Linked DNA regions of Homo sapiens: region 2 is linked to region 1. Evidence: chromatin contacts called from ENCODE Hi-C or POLR2A ChIA-PET data. All regions are on one chromosome and are shown on one strand. The core of a region is the stretch at or near the end of the contact, and the rest is flanking DNA. Distances in the headings are between cores, read along the strand shown.

Region 1 (7,776 bases), core at 2,787-5,286:
ACATGTCTCTCCCTGAACTTCCCCAGTCCCATCTCTTTGCTCTCCCTACACTGCCCCTGCCCCCGCCCCCACCCCCCACCAGAATGCCCTCCTCACCATCACCCTGCTCTTGAATTGTGCCTCAAATTTTGCCCACCCTTCCTGGCAGTATTTGTTTCCCATGGCTGCTGTCACAAATTACCATAAACCTGGTGGCTTCAAACAACACGAATGTATTATCTGACAGCTCTGTAGGCCATAAGTCTGACGGAGGTGTTCTCTTGAACTAAAATCAGGGTGTCTACAGGGCTGCATTCCTTCTAGAAGCTCTAGGGAAGAATGCATTGGCTGGCCTTGACCAGCTTCTGCAGCACCCACAGTCCTTGCCTGGTGGCCCCCTGCCTGCATCTTTGAAGCCAGCAGCATAGCATCTCTCTGACCCTACTTCCATGTCCATCTCCTTCTCTAACCACAGCCAGAAAAGGTTCCTCTGTTAAGGAGCCATCTAATTAGATTGGGCCCACCTGAATAATCCAAGCCACTCTCCCCAACCAAGGGCCTTAATTTATATTTGCAAAGTGCCTTTTACTGTGTAAGACAGTATTCACAAGTTCCAGGGATTAGGATGTGGACATTTGGGGGTGCGACATTGTTCTGCCCACCACTCTGGCCCAGCCCAAGTAGCCCTCACTGCCCTCAAAGCCCCCTCTCCACCATTCTGGGCTCCCCTGGCCCTTGGTCTAGGTTTCCCAAGTGCCTCTGCAGCCTTCCCCCAGCACAGCTCTTACCACCCTGAATTGTCATTGCTTGTTGATTTGTGGTTTTCTTGCAATAAACTTCAAGTTCTGTGGGAACAGGGACAGGGTTTGTCTTGTTTACTGAGATATCCCCAGCACCTAGCACAGTGCTCAAAAAATTTTTGAAGGGAAAAAGCATTTCTGATACGGGAGATAGAAATTATTTAGGCAGATAGCAAGGACAAAAAAGTCCTTGGCAGAACTTCCCTTCTAATAAGAAGCAGCCCTAGAAATCATTTCTTTTCTAACACAGAGCAGCCTCAAAGATTGGGCTGCAAACATATATAAGGAAGCTGGAAGCTTGCACGGAGGAATGCTGGCAGCTGCACTCATAGAAAAGGGCTACCGGGGGGCCAGGCATGTTCACCATGGGACTCCACCTTCCCTTTTTTGTTAGCACATGTACAGTAAGAAAGAACTGGGCAACATGGAGAAGCTCAGGCAGAGAAACCACCTGCATAATAAAGATTGGGCTGGGAGCTGCCAGAGATTTGTGCCCTATGCAGATGGCACACCTGGTGCTAACTTTTTTTGAGATGCCCTGTATAGATGAGATACTGCCTCCCCACTAGCTCATCTATAAAACCCCCTGCATTTCACCTTAAATTGGCAACTCATTTTTCCAGGACCCCTCTCTGTAGCAGAGAGCTATTGTCTTTCTTTCACCTATTAAATTTCCACTCTTAACCTCACTCTTTGTGTGTCTACCTCCTTGATCTTCATGGCCAGGAGACAACAAACCTCAAGTGTCACCACAGACAACAAGGCTGCTTCACTTCTACAACACATCACTTTCTATGTTACATTCTGACCATGTGATTGGTCTGCTATTAGGTTGTGCATTACTTGAAAGCAGAGTTGCATGTGATTTGTCTGTTGTATCCCTGGGGTACCTAGCATCTGTGAGCCCTGGAGTTTGGCTCACAGATAGTGCTTGGCACATGTTTATGGAATTAAATTTAATGAATAGGTTCAGACTCACTTCACTGGCATGGCTCATAAACACAGGGCACATGGAGGATGTATGGGAATGAGGTGCCCTGGGTCAGGTAGGACTATTTGGGAAAAGCTTCTGCAAGGCAAATGCTTGGGCAAAGATTTGAATAAGATGAAAGATAACGACTGGCAGTGCTGGGGGTGATAATGTCCTATGGAGGACTGCAATGAGCAAAGTCAGATATAGGGACAGCCGGTGGGGGGAGTAACCAGTGATGAGATGGGGTGGGGAAGTGCAGAAATGGTAACCACTTGGCTTGGTTGCCAAGTGGAGGGGTCTGAATTGGATGCAACAGGGTGCTTGCTACCAGGGATTGAGCAATGAGCGATGTGCTGAAAACAGAATTGGAGGAAGACAGGATGGACCTAGGAGCACACAGGAAGGGAGTGCATTTCAGGGAGCAGAATGCTAGCCGAGGAAAGATACAGGCAGGGTGATGATAGCTACCTCCTGGGGACACCTGGATAGACAAGATGTGGAAATATGAGAGAGGAGTCAAAGATAGTTTGATGCCACAATCTAGGACCTGCAGAAATGCAGAATGACAGTGGAAGGCCTCCCTTCTGTTTGATGAGGAAGATGGTGAGCTCAGCATTGGGTATCTTTAGTGTTGTGTGTCAGAGGGTCATCCATTGGAGGTGACAGACTCAGCCCCATGCTTTTGTCCCCATGAAAGTCCCACCTTCATATGGAACGTATATGGGGGGAAGAAGTGTCTTTTTCCAGTACTTGAACTATCCCTTCTGCCCCCACGAGGTAGGCATTCTGTCTCTGCCTGAGCTTGCTCACCAAAGCAGCCATTCTGACCTCCACAATGAGCTAACATTGCCATTTATAGAGCCTCCCTCTTTGTGTCAGATGCTGTTCTAGGTGCTTTGCATATGTAAACTCATTATATCCCTACAACCACCTTGAAAATTTGGTAATATTAATCCCATTTTATGGGCATGGAAACCGAGACTTCTGAAAGGATTCCAAAGACTTCCAAAGATCCAAAGGCGGTGTCCTAAAGGAAACCACCCAAATTCACACAACTAGGAAGGGAGGAACCAGGATTCCTGCCCTGGTCACTCTAGCTCCAAAGCCCCTGACCTTTGCATCACACTGCAGGCCTCCTGCCCCTGCCCCCTGCCAACTAGATTTAATTTAATTCTATAGAATTCAGTTTAGCAAACACTTCCTGAGCACCTACCAAACACAGGTCACTCTGCCAGGTGGCAAGGATATAAAGAGGAATAAGACATAAGCATAGGAGAGAGGAACACAAACTCAGTGGCCTCCAGATAAGTGCCCACCTCAGTTCACAGGGCCTGCGAGGGGCTTGATTCCACCTGGACCCAGCCCCTATGCTAATCCAGCCACCAACCTCAAGTTTGGGCCATATTGATACCCCTCCCACCCACCCCTAAGGAATCCCAACATATCAAAGCTGAAGGGGATCTTAGAATCCAACCGAATCATTTTACAGATAAGGGAAGTAAGGGAAGCTGAGGCCCAGAGAAGGGAGGTATCTTTTCCAGGCTAACACAGCTGCTTAGGGGGAGCGCCAGGGCCAAAGCCCCGGTGTCCTCACTCCGGGTCTGGTGCCCTGAATTCATATGACTCCCCTTTCCTTCACAGCTGGCAAGAAGTTCACATCTGCCACATAGCAGCCAGGGACCCTCACCCCTGCATCCTGGCCATGCACACTTTGCCCCATTTTGCCAGGCCCAGCACCAGCATGGGGTAGGGGGATCAGGCTGAGGACGCTGTTGTGCACACTCTTCACAGGCCCAGCCCACACCACCCATCGCCAACCCTAGATTTCTCCTTCTCAGAGGTGTGTGTAGGGGTAGAGACGTTGCCGCGCAGAAAGTCTTCTGCAGCAAAGACGTGGATCCCTAAATAACATTTCCAGATTTTGAATGAGGACAAAGCCCTTCAATCTCGTATCGTTTTTGTTGACGTTACTAGCTTACAGTGTATAAAGCGCTTTCTTTCTAAAACAGCAAGATGAAACAAGCTGAGTTTTATAATACAAGGAAGGGAGAAGCACCGCAGTGGGAGTTCTCAGGCCACACAAAGGCAAGACCCTTCCCCAGGAGTTTGGAAGGCTGACGTTCCCTTTTCTGGTTTGGTCGGGTTTGAGAAATGCCCGCCTCTCCCTTGCGCAAGAGTCTCCCCGCCCAGGTGAAGGCGGGTCTTGTTGCCATGGCGACAGCGCGGTCGGGTTAAGGGGCTGCTCTGGCAACCAATAGAAGCTAGGAGAGGGCGGGGACAACTGGGTCTTTTGCGGCTGCAGCGGGCTTGTAGGTTCGTGGACGCGGCATTGGGGGAGGGGACGGGGGTCGCGGGGCTATTGGGGGTCCCAGTCCGGCTTAAGACCTCTGGGCGTGGTGGGCACCGGCCTTCGCCGTCGGAGCAGGGGTCCCAGACTCGCACCCAAAAGTTCCCGTCGGGCCCGAGCGGGGAGGAGCTGCGGGGCGGGCAGAGGCGGAGATGGCGGAGGGCGGTGGGACGTGATGCGCGGGTCAGAGCCGGGCCTTGAGAAGGAACTGGAGGCCCCTGGCAGCGGTGTCCCCTCGAGGACCCCTCTGCCGGGCTCACCAGGTGGCTGGCGGAGAGCCGGAGAGTTGGGCGGGAGGGAAGCAGGGTTTGGCGACCAGGTTTAGCAGGCCTTGGAATCCTGGAGCCCAGCCCCCAACCCCATTCCCACTTGGCCGGATGGTTAAGGGCCTAGCGTGCTGGCTGCGGTGTGGCCACCTTCCCCTTCTCCGACTCCGTATCTCTTTTTCCAGGTGTCCGGCTTTGCTGGCCCAGCAAGCCTGATAAGCATGAAGCTCTTATCTTTGGTGGCTGTGGTCGGGTGTTTGCTGGTGCCCCCAGCTGAAGCCAACAAGGTGAGGGAGGTGAGCCTGCAGCACCTGGTCACGACCACAGTGCACGGCCACCCTGTCTACAGGGCTGACTCAGAGGTAGCCAGCTGCTCCTTAAGCCTGCCTCTCACTCACCTATGGGCCATACTTCTTTTAGTGGTCTTCCTTCAGGTTCAAGGCTGCTGGCCTCCCTAAGGATAGTGCGGGTGAGGAGTGAGGAAGGGTGGGGCACAGAGCACTGGCTCACTCTGATCAGACAGATCAGTGGTGGACTTCCAGCAAGGAAGTTTGGAGAAGTTATCTAAGTTCTCCATACCTTCCTTTGCTTTGGACCAAAGTATGTTTTGTTTCAGATATTTTTGGATTTGGGAGTATTTGCACATAAAAAATGAGCTATCTTGGGGAGGGGACCTAAGTCTAAACCTGAAGTTCGTTTATGTTTCATATATGCTGTATATACATAGCCCGAAGGTAATTTTATACAATATTTTCAATAATTGTGTGCATGAAACAAAGTTTATCTACACTGAACCATCAGAAAGCAAAGGCGTCACTATCTCAGGCACCCATGTGGATAGTCTGGTTGGTTGGCATCACCACCATTCCTGACAATGAATTTATATGCTACCGATAAATATTTTCTTACGTTACACATAAGTTCTTAACGGTAAAAAAATATGATGTACTATTAACACAGTGAAAATAAATGATGTGTTCAGGGTAACTAAGCACAGTAGCATCACCAGAATACCTGTATCAGCTGTTAGACACAGCAACATAAGGCTTTCTGTCTCCTGCTGTGATGCTGTGTTTTGATTAAAGGTTACTGTGCACAGTATTTTTTTAGGTGAGAAGTAGTATCTGAAGCAGTAGAGGGACCAGAAAGTGGGTCCTCTAGAGATGAGGAGGCATTCTGCCAGATGGCTTTTAAAAATGTTTTTGCCAGTCACCTGATTCATTAACAAGCTTTTGTCTTAGAAGTCTCTTTGATTTTATAGACTGACACGATTTCTTGTTCTGTTATGAATGCGCTCTGCTATAGTCTTTCAAGAAGCCCGTCACTCATTGTTACCATGTCTGTAGGTGCTTTTCTGCAATGTTAACATCATCTTTGTGGTCATGTCTGTGCTTAACAAGTTTTAGATTGGGAGCATTTCGAATTTTTGTTTTAGGGGTGCTAGTACTACCACCTGTAGTAGCAGTTGTATCTATTACTCTGCTTAGGGAGAATCAAATTACATGACAATGTAAAAATGCCCTGTAAGTGTAAAGTCCTATACAGTTTGAAGTTTCCATTATTAAGGGTGACCCACCTAAGTTCTGGGACTCCTGAGATAACTTCCATTCTTTATTGCTACATTCCTGTGGAGCTGTTTGGGTAGATCTATGGAACTAAAGATCATCCAGACTTTGAAGTAAGGTTAAGGCTGAGAGTTTGTTTCCATTCTCTCCTCAGAAATCCTAATTAGTAAAGACATTTATGGTGATATCTCTTACTCATTCCAGAAGGGAAGAACTTTCAAAGGGGTTGCTTGAGTATTCCCACAGAAATGATCCACTTTTTCTTATTCACCCTCGCCCTTTATGTTTCCCCAATCCTACCTAAGAAGTTGGAGAAGGAATGTGGGGAAGAGGGTGGCTGCCAAGTCCACTGGACAGAGGTGCACACACAAGTGTGGGGTCTGGGGTAGAGGACACACACACACACACACACACACACCCATTTCCCCTCATCCCTCTCCCCGCATTCCTCTAAGTACCTGCTTTGGGACTGGCAGGCCTAGACAACTTTCTGTGAGTCTCATTTGCCATCTGGACATTTTTCTATCTTTAGGACCCGGTGCTGCAGCTTGCTTCCTACAGTGGCAGTCCTTGCTGGATTTGAACTTGGGGATGGAGAAAGCTCAAGAGCATAGATATGGTTCACCTAACAGGATGGGGAACAGAAAGTTGACAACCTTGCTAGAGCCTGAACCCCCTGAACCCCAGGCAGGGTCTCTGCATACTTGACATGTGCTTTCTTTTCCAGAGTTCTGAAGATATCCGGTGCAAATGCATCTGTCCACCTTATAGAAACATCAGTGGGCACATTTACAACCAGAATGTATCCCAGAAGGACTGGTAAGGCATTACACGCAGGCCCCTGGCTGCTATACCCAGTTGAAGTTATGGGTGTTTACTAGAGTTCTTGGACCCTGGAGGATAAGCATGCTCTCCCATTCCTATGGAGAGCCTTTCAAAGGAGTAATTATTCATGTCACAGAACCAATTTCATAGTTGTCAACTGTCTGTGGAAACAGGATCCAGGTGTCTGAATTCCAGCTGAGTGGTCCCTGGCTAGAGGAGTGGATTTTGTTGTTTTGCTTTGAATATTGGTCTTTAGTGATGCATACAGAATAGTAGTAGAGAAGTTGGCAAAGGTAGGTATTCTGACCACATGCTGTAGGATACCTAATGCTTTTGCAAAGCTGTGTTACATGTGTTATTCTGTGCCAGTCTTATAGCATCCTTGTAAAGTAGGTGGGATGGATTTTGCTCCCATTTTATAATAGCAGAGACAGAGGCCCAAAGAAATAATTTAGAGTGTTGAATTCATTTCTGGGTACCTCACTTTTAAAAAGAGAAGAATAACCCAGAATTCATTCAGAGAAAGGAGACTAGTGCGGTGAAGGGAAGTTTTAGCACATTGTCCTGGAAGGAATGGTTTAAGGAAGCAAGGAAAGCCTAAAGAGGAGAGGACTTGGGGACACACGATGATTGATTGAAAGCTGGCATGTTATGGGAGGTGGGACATGTGGGAGCAGGTACTGGTGTGGATCAGTTATGTTCAGTGGGGTTTCTTGGTGTAGAGTTGGGGCCAAGGATAAAAGCTTCAGGGAAACCGACTTAAGCATGAGTTGAGGGAGCATTTCTAATCTAGGCAGTTTTGGGAGCCAGGAAGCTCCGTTCTTGGAGGGCCCCGAGCACAGATGGGCTGAGGTCACTGTAGAAGAGATCAACATCAGATGAGAGGTCCGGGTCAGTGCTGCCTCTCCTGCTTTCTCAAAGCAGATGAGCTTTGAGAAAATACACATTTCCAGTACCACCACCACTGCTCGATTTTGATTCTTCAAATACGGAGTGAGGGTGAGGGGAGGCAGTAACCTTT
Region 2 (7,776 bases), core at 3,825-6,324, 150 kb before region 1:
CCCACGTGGGACACACATCCCATGCCCAAAGTGGACTCAGGTAGGGAAGGTCTTTGGAAGTTGCTTGAGCATATCCTGAACACCATCACTGGTGTGGCACTTCCCAGTGTGCAGAGGGCTTCCCCGTTCATCACCTTGTGATTATCTCCCAGCTGGCCAATGAGGTGGCAGGGCAGAGAGCAGCAGCTTTGTTCTGTTTGTGAGCATATTAAGCTCAGAGAACTTTAGGCTGGTCCAAGGCCACGCAGCTAAGATGGGGCAGACCCTAAGCCAGGACTCAGGTCTTTGGTGTCTCTTACAGTGATTTTCTTCCAGCCACTCTGCTACCAGAGTCTGGTGACACAAACAAAGCCTACAGGGCAAAGAGTCTCTATAGCTAGGGGGCCCTCTACAGAAACTCTAGCATCTCTGGCCAGTTGCTGGCCCCGACTCCTGGAAGACCCCATCCCCAGTGGTTCTAGACACAGGAGGTGCCAGCCCTTCTTCTTTGAGCCAACTGTGGGAGGTTCTTGAAGACATTTAAGAAGTGTGTAGTTGCTTAGCTATGTGTCACAATTCTAATGCCCAAAGACCTGGGCTGGAAGACCATCTGTCCCAAGGGATGCCAGGCCTGTGGGCAAGGAGACCTTGTGGTCATGATAACTGTTCTGTCCTGGCCAGGACCATGAGAATGAAGGTGCAGTGAGTGATGGGAATGTGACTGTTTGGTTCCTCTCCAGCCACCCTTAGTGGTACTCTAAACGCACCACTGAGCACACACAACTGGGGCTGAGAAAACAGGGACTAGTGTTAAAGCTGGTACCTGAAGCTGAGCCCTGGATCTTCTGGAATTAGTTCAGTCTTGCTGAGCTTCTGGCGTGGCCAGGAAGGAGGAGGAGGGAGGAATGGGTCCCTGGCTACCCGTGAGCACCCCAACTCAGATCCCAGCACTGTGGGGCCTCCTGAGAGCTGATTAGGACCCTAGGTAGATATGAAAGAAGCTTAGGGACTTCCTGGGGGCCCTCTCCAGGTTGGCCACAGAGGGCAATCCTCCCACAGGGCATAGCACCCAGCAGACCCTGGTGAGTCCAGAGAACTGTAGGTGCTCAGTCAGAAACATCCACCTTAAATGTGCCAGTTAAAAAAGTGTTCAGCCAGGCGTGGGGCAGGTCACCTCGGTGAGGGGAGAGGGCTCTACTTCATGGCTCTGCTCTTAGGACCTCAGCTCTCCTACCTTGCCTGCTTTGGGAAAATTATCCTGAGCCATTAGCATATGACCCGGAATCTCCCCCAAGTGCTGGCAACACACTACTGGTGGCTGTGGGGTGACTCCAGGGAAATCAAGGACACAGCAATATCTAACATTGAAACTCATAGAAAGGACTTCTTTTTCCCATTTTGATTACCACAGGGAGAAAGTCTAGCTGGGTGTTAATATATTTATTTAATATTTGCCAACCTCTCTTTTTAAGAAAAAACAAAATAAAACAAACAAACAAACAAAAAAATAAAACTTTTCTGCCAGGTAAAAGTACCTAGCTAGAATTAATGTTATGTTTTTATTCTATTTATTATAATTGATTACCAAGGTTGTGGTTAGCCTTCATTTGTGGCAAAAGATACCGGTTTTTGTCATTTGGGTGAGTGATATAAAGTTTCCTTTCAAAATAAATACATTGGAATAGCTGGGCATGGTGGCACATGCCTGTAGTTCCAGCTACTTGGAAGTCTGAGGTGGGAGGATTGCTTGAACCCAGGAGTTCAAGACCAGCCTGGGCAACATAGTGAGACCCCATCTCTAAAACTGGCACGTGCCTGTAGTTGCAGCTACTTGGAAGTCTGAGGCGGGAGGATTGCTTGAATCCAGGAGTTCAAGACCACCCTGGGCAATATAGTGAGACCCTGTCTCTAAAATAAATACATGAATAAATAAATAAGTGCAGTGGAACTGATAAGTAATTCCCTTAAAAATAAGTAAATAATAGTTGGTATGATTTTGCAAAAATTGTGACAGTAGAATGCAAATGACGAATGTCTGGGAAACATGATTGCCCGTAGTGGCAAAAGTACCATGATGTGCCAGTGTGACCAGGAGCCCTGAGCCAGGAGTCAGGAGACCATGCTCCAGTCTTGGTCTCCCCTGCCTAGCTGTGCAGCCTCAGGCCGTCGCCTCGCCTCTCTGAACCTCAGTTTCCCCAACCACAGCATGCCCTGTAAGGCTTCTTCTGAAGGAAGGCAGTTCGGCAGTTCGGCAGCCTGTGATTCACCCCTTGCTGAAGTCACAAGCGGCCTCCTTCCCAGCCTGTCTTCATCCCCTTCCAGGCCTCGCCCTTGGGCACGCTGTGGGGGCGGGAGGGGAGGGGCTCCGGGTCTAGAGCTGCTTTTCTCCCCACCTGTGTCTCTACAGATCCCCCGTCCCCTCCCCGTGCCTGAGCTGATTTTGTTTTCAGCTGAGTTTGCTCTCCTGGGGCAGGCAGGCTTCCGTAGAGACATGCCAGGGCCCTGGGGGAGAAAGTAGAGCCTCACCCTTGCAAAGGGTGGGGACGGCTCTTCCACCCGCTTGGGAAATTCTGCTGCATTTGTCTCGCTGAGTCTAGTGACAAAAGGAAAACTCTCAAAGCAGAAATAAGGCACCAGAAGATACCCCCAGGACTGTATTTTGATGACTTAATCCCATGCCCTGCTTGCTGGCTTCGAAACTTGGCCAGCAGGAGAGGCTTGGCCCACTTCTCCCCCTGCCCTTCTAGGTCCCTCCCTCCTCTTGCTCTTCACACCCCGCTCAAAGTCCACTGGGGTCCAGACTCAGTTCTGCCAGATCTATCTGTGAGGTCACAGGCAAGCCCCTACACTTTTCTGTGGTTTGATTTCCCTGCAAATAAAATGAGAATAACAAAGCTTGGTCCACCTACTGAGCTCACAAAGACTGAAGGATCAAGTCAGGAGATGAAAACACAAGCAGTTTGTACAAGTTCAAAATGCTACACTAATTCAAGGGATTATTAAATAACCAGGTGCCGCGGGTTGGAGCACTTCTCCCTTGAGAGCTGACTGAGGACACAGCGCAGCTGAAACAGGCTCGAAAGCCACCACCTGCGGCTCATCCAGAACCCAAGACCCCCTCCCCAGATGTCCAAGACTCAGAACTGAAGCTGGGGAAGCAAGGCTTGGAGGTCATCTGGTCCCACGCCTTCAATGACAGATGAGGAAACCGAGGCCTGGAGAGGTTTAAGTTAGCGTGTGCTGCAAAATTTAGCTTTTAATTATATCTTCTTGTGCTGTTGTTTTGTCTGTTATTTGTTTTCAACTATAGCGTAAGGACTTTAAATACTGGTTGGTTGAGTAGATTAGTTTTTGTCAGGGCCAAAAGAAAAAAAAAAAAGCCCAAAATGAAACTCCACCAATTTCTGCTGGGGCAAAATAAAAAAGTTTATAATTATCCTTGATTCTTCAAATCTTCTCTCTAAAGTTTCATATTAGGGGAGAAGGGGAGAGAGCAACAGCCGACTCATCCAGAAGCTTCCTTCTCCGGAGAAGACAGAATTCCATTCTCTGTGGCCAGGGAATTGTCTGCCTCACAGTATCTCATCAGAATGGAAGAAATCGAGCCCCAGGCCCATCCAAGCATAAGTGTTCCCAGCCTAGCCATCAACTCAGAGCTCTACACAACATGAATGGAAATGATGGAGGAAGATTAGTTGTTGATTAGTGAAGCTAAAGGAAGGAGAACTGGCTTCTGTTGTCTCTGGGGAGAGTGGAGTTCCTTCCTGCAGACATCCTGAGAAGGATCCGCTGCTGATCGCATCCTGGGCTGCCAAAGCTTGGTGCTCCCCACTTGCTAAGCAGCTGCCACACTGAGTCCCTTAGCAGTGACAAGTCTCCCTGCACATCCTGACCAAATTGCCCTGGCCTTCCCTCTCCATTCCTCTACAAGGGTCCACACTATCAGGACAGTGACTGGTGGGAGTCTGCCCTCTCCTGGGTCTGGTGCTCCTCCCTGGGGCAGGAGGATGGAGGGGCCAGCGTGCTCACTCGGCCCTGAGGAGCATTGTTGTGGGTTTGTGATGAAGGCCTGGGAGGCTTAGGAGACCTCAGGAGCTGGCAACATGGAACCAGTTGCCCTCCTTGCAGGGGATGCCTATGCTTTGTGAACAGTCAGCAAGGTACTCTCAGACCACAGTCCAGACCTAGGGGCATTCCTGCTCTGCCCTCCATCCTGTCTGCTAAGGGCAGCCCTCTCTCCTTGCACACTCAGTTCAAAGCTCAGCTCCTCCAGGAGCCGATCCCGACTTCCTGCACCTGGAGCTTGCCCTTGGAGGACACCACTTGCATTTGTTCACTGGAACCGTGTCCTCCTCCCTTTGCAAGCCCATGCTGCTGACATGGGGCCATTCTCTGACTTCTCTCCCCAAAAGAGGGACACAGAAGCCAGACGTCAGAGTTACAAGGAGGTGGTCTGAGCCACCATCTAGTCTTGCTGATGATAAGCCTGAGGCCCAGCAGAAGAGGAGTCCCCAACACAGTCACGGGAAACCAGCCCTCAGACCAATGTTTGTTCCTTTTCTCCACATTCTCTCTGGGCTCTAAAGGGGCCTCCCTGGCTTACCCAGTCCTCAGCCAGGAGGCAGAGCCTCAACTCACCTGCCATGGAGGGGAGAGCAAGCCCAGAAAGGAAGCTCCCCGAGCTCAGCCCAACCCTAAGGGCAACAGAAGCTTCTTAGGGGAAGCAGAGCCACTCTGATGGACTGTGGCTTAGAAAGGAGGGCCCCTCCCAAGGAGTACCCAGACACCAGTGTTTGCCATAGGCTTCTCCTTCAGTTTAATACAGGGAGTGTCCCAGTGGCAGCAGTTTGTCTGTGAAAGCACACGGCATGCTCCTTCCACAGGGAGGGGTGCCCCTGGAGCCGGCCCGCCCGCTCCCGCTCACTTGCCTCCATTTTCTCTCAGAGGCACATTCTGTCCCTTGGCAAGTAGGATCATTGCCTCTTCTTGTTGGGGTGAGAGCCTGGGGCCCTTGTAGGACTCTCCTATCTCCCAGGGCTGGGTGGGGGTGAGTCATGAGTTGGCAGCGGGGACACTGAGTTGGCAAACACATCAATTGCTCCCTCTTGGAGCAGGATCCATGCCTGCCTGGGAGTAGGAGGCTGTGGTCTACTATCAGTCCCTCACCTGGACTTTTCAAGAAAAGACGAGAGGCCCGGCAGGCACTGCCGAAGGAACCCAGCTCATACACCTAGAAAGTGGCATTTGGAGCTGAGACACATGGTTTGGAAAGAGGGAGTTGGGTCTGTTTTAAGTTAGGGTAGTTACTCAGCAGAGCTACTTGTTGTGCATCAGTTTCCCTGTCTGTGAAGCTAAAGTAAATGAAGTCCTACCATCTTTTCATCCTGTTGCAAGGGCTAACTAACTGCTGTTTTCCTGGTGCCTGGAGTGCTCAGATGAAAGCAAAGAGGAAATTAAGAAGCTTTTATCCATCTGTAGGCTTGAAGCAAAAATCTGGGCTGGAGGAATTAACACTACCTCTGACCCTGGAGGGACCAGCACACAGACTTTAGCTCCCTGTAGCTACTCAGAGTCAGCTCTCAAGCCACATGCAACCCTAAGTGAGTCCTTGGCTGTGCTTTAGTCCAATTGCCTTGCTCCATAATTGAGAAAGCCAGGGTCTAGAGAGGTGAAGTCCACTCCAGATCCCTCAGTTTGTAGCAGCCCAGCTGAGACTGGAATCCACGCCTCCCACTGCTGATCTGGTATGTCACATCCATAAACTTCATACTGCTCTTTGAGACAGGAATTTTCATCCATTTCAGAGATAAGCAAGCTGAGGTTCAGCTAGATTAAGAACTTGACTAGAGTCACACAGCTAGTTAAGGAGCAGACTTGACTAAGAGTCACATGGCTAGTGAAGTTCCTGGCCAAAGTCCAGGGCTTATTCCTCCACTCCGGGCTGTCTCTGGGCATGGCCTCTGTTGACTGCGGATTGGTAAGGACAGTCTGTTTCTGCTGCTGCTAGGGTAGGAGTCCTACCGTGTTTCTCCCCGGCAGCCCCTCTGCAGTACCTGGCCCATGGCTCTGCCCTTGTGGACACTCGATTAGCATGGCTGTGACTGAGGGTGAACCACCAACCTGGGGAGCACTGTGCTTGGCTTTCCCATCCCCTGCTGGAGTGTGATGCAACCCCAGTCCTCTCATCTGTAACAGAGGCTTCATCCACATTTCTTCAGGTCTAGGGTGGCCAAGATCAGTTCTCCTTAGGGTAAGGGCCCCTAGCACATTGTCCACAAGACTCTGTCACAATGGGATCGTCAAATACAGACATATCAGTTAGGCAAGTACAACTGAGAAGAAGCTGGAAGAAAGATTTGCTAGTAAGTCCTGCGTTAAAGAGGAGAAATGGGGTCAATGAATAGGACAATGCCAAGACAAAGACAGAATTCTCCCTTGTTATATTCTGGGAGTTCTCACTCTTAGGCATGCCAGGCTGGATTTAACTGAGTGATTCAATGTGGCAGTCACCATGGTCACCCTGTTCCAGACCTCCCTCTGATGATGCCTCAGTGGTTTTCCTCTCTACTGATTAGATCCTGAGCAGGGTGGTGTAGGGCAATCTGCCACCTAAGAACTTTTTACTTGGTAGGACTCCCAGAAGAAGTGCTCAGGGTGCACTTCTTGATTTAAAAATAAGTAAACCCTTTGGAGCTGAAGATGATAGACAAAAGGAGTGTCATCTTAATCCAGAACCATTCCCTGGAAATCAAAATTGTCCACACGCCTCAGCTTCACTGAGGACAAACCCATGTGATCAAGGCCTGTTTTCAGCTTTGGAGTTGAAGGGCTGTGCCTTTCCATGGCTCCAGCTCTCTATTCCCCGCATCCTCGTCTTTGCTGACCCAGAGGAAGATATTCAAGGGACATATTACAAGGACAACTAAGATGGGACAAAAATCCTCCTTTTCTCACCAGAAATGCTGCAGCCTAAAGTAATTCTGCTGGGTCCCTAGCCTAGGAGAGGAGCACGTAAAGGAGTGTTGTTTTTATCACAGGAATGAGTGGGGAGACATAGTGACAGAGGGTTGCCAGATTTAACAAATAGATAGACGGGGCATGTAGTTATATTTGAATTTTACATAAACAGCAAATAATTTCTAAGTTAAGACATGTCTCAATTATTGTATTTTGTTGTATTTTATCTGGTAACCCTGCCCTGAAACCCATTAATGCTTATACCCAAGTGAACCCAGCCTCAGTCTAGGAAGGGAAAAACAGAGCTTCTCTCCTGCCTCTTTTGAGCTAGGCTGACTCCCCATGGTGAGAGTAGGCCTGGTTGGAGGGGATGGGAAGGGAGGAAATGGAGGGATTCAGACTCATGAGTGTCTTGCAGATCCCTAAACTTTAGTGTTTAGTGTTTAGTTGTAACGTTCAAATATTGAGATTGTGGAAACCCACAGAATGGCAGTCATAAGAAGTGCAAATGTCTGGGGTAATGAAAACAAACTCCACTAGGTTAGGAGTTACGAGGTCAGAGATCTAGTCCGCTGTACCAGTAACCAGCTGTGTGGCCTTCAAGGAGTAATTTCTCTTCTCTGGGCCTGCGTTTCCTCAACTGTAAAATGCAAACAGTGTTGGGCTCTAATATTCTACAGGTTTGGTGCTGAGAACCAGAAGAGCATAGCTGAGTATGCAGCTGAGAAACCAGGCAGCGAGGCTAAAACCTGCCCCATCTTTTGCTCCATCTCACCAGCTGCTTCCTCTCCCTGAGGTCTGTGGGGCTCTGAGGTTCCAACATTGTCCTCCAGCAGATCC

The links. A loop is a pair of places that touch in the nucleus more often than their neighbours do. ChIA-PET counts read pairs that join two places held with the same protein, here RNA polymerase II (POLR2A). Pooled maps may share reads with other maps.
Region 2: a loop to region 1 is called in a map of DLD1, with 5 times the contacts of the local background. The contact joins the enhancer-like site here to the promoter of TMEM9 in region 1. A Hi-C loop is called at or near these places in 1 of 168 maps with a recorded cell type or tissue (DLD1) and 1 of 50 pooled maps. POLR2A ChIA-PET finds 5 or more read pairs at or near these places in 2 of 52 experiments (MCF 10A and OCI-LY7).

What each region holds. Positions count from the first base shown.
Region 1 is chr1:201,150,734-201,158,509 of GRCh38, reverse strand. It overlaps TMEM9 (transmembrane protein 9), which reads left to right and starts at 4,036. Exons shown (of 5, transcript NM_001288565.2): 1 at 4,036-4,652; 2 at 6,658-6,749. The coding sequence starts at 4,587. RefSeq lists a silencer at 3,960-4,239 and an enhancer at 4,650-4,799.
Region 2 is chr1:201,297,314-201,305,089 of GRCh38, reverse strand. The region is part of intron 2 of PKP1 (plakophilin 1); the gene reads right to left. Among named protein-coding and RNA genes, the nearest start is that of PKP1, 18 kb to the right of the region's middle. RefSeq lists an enhancer at 1,796-2,301. Within about 2 kb of position 5,074, at least 5 of the 41 ENCODE cell types and tissues checked have a DNase peak (open chromatin) inside an H3K27ac peak, as active enhancers do.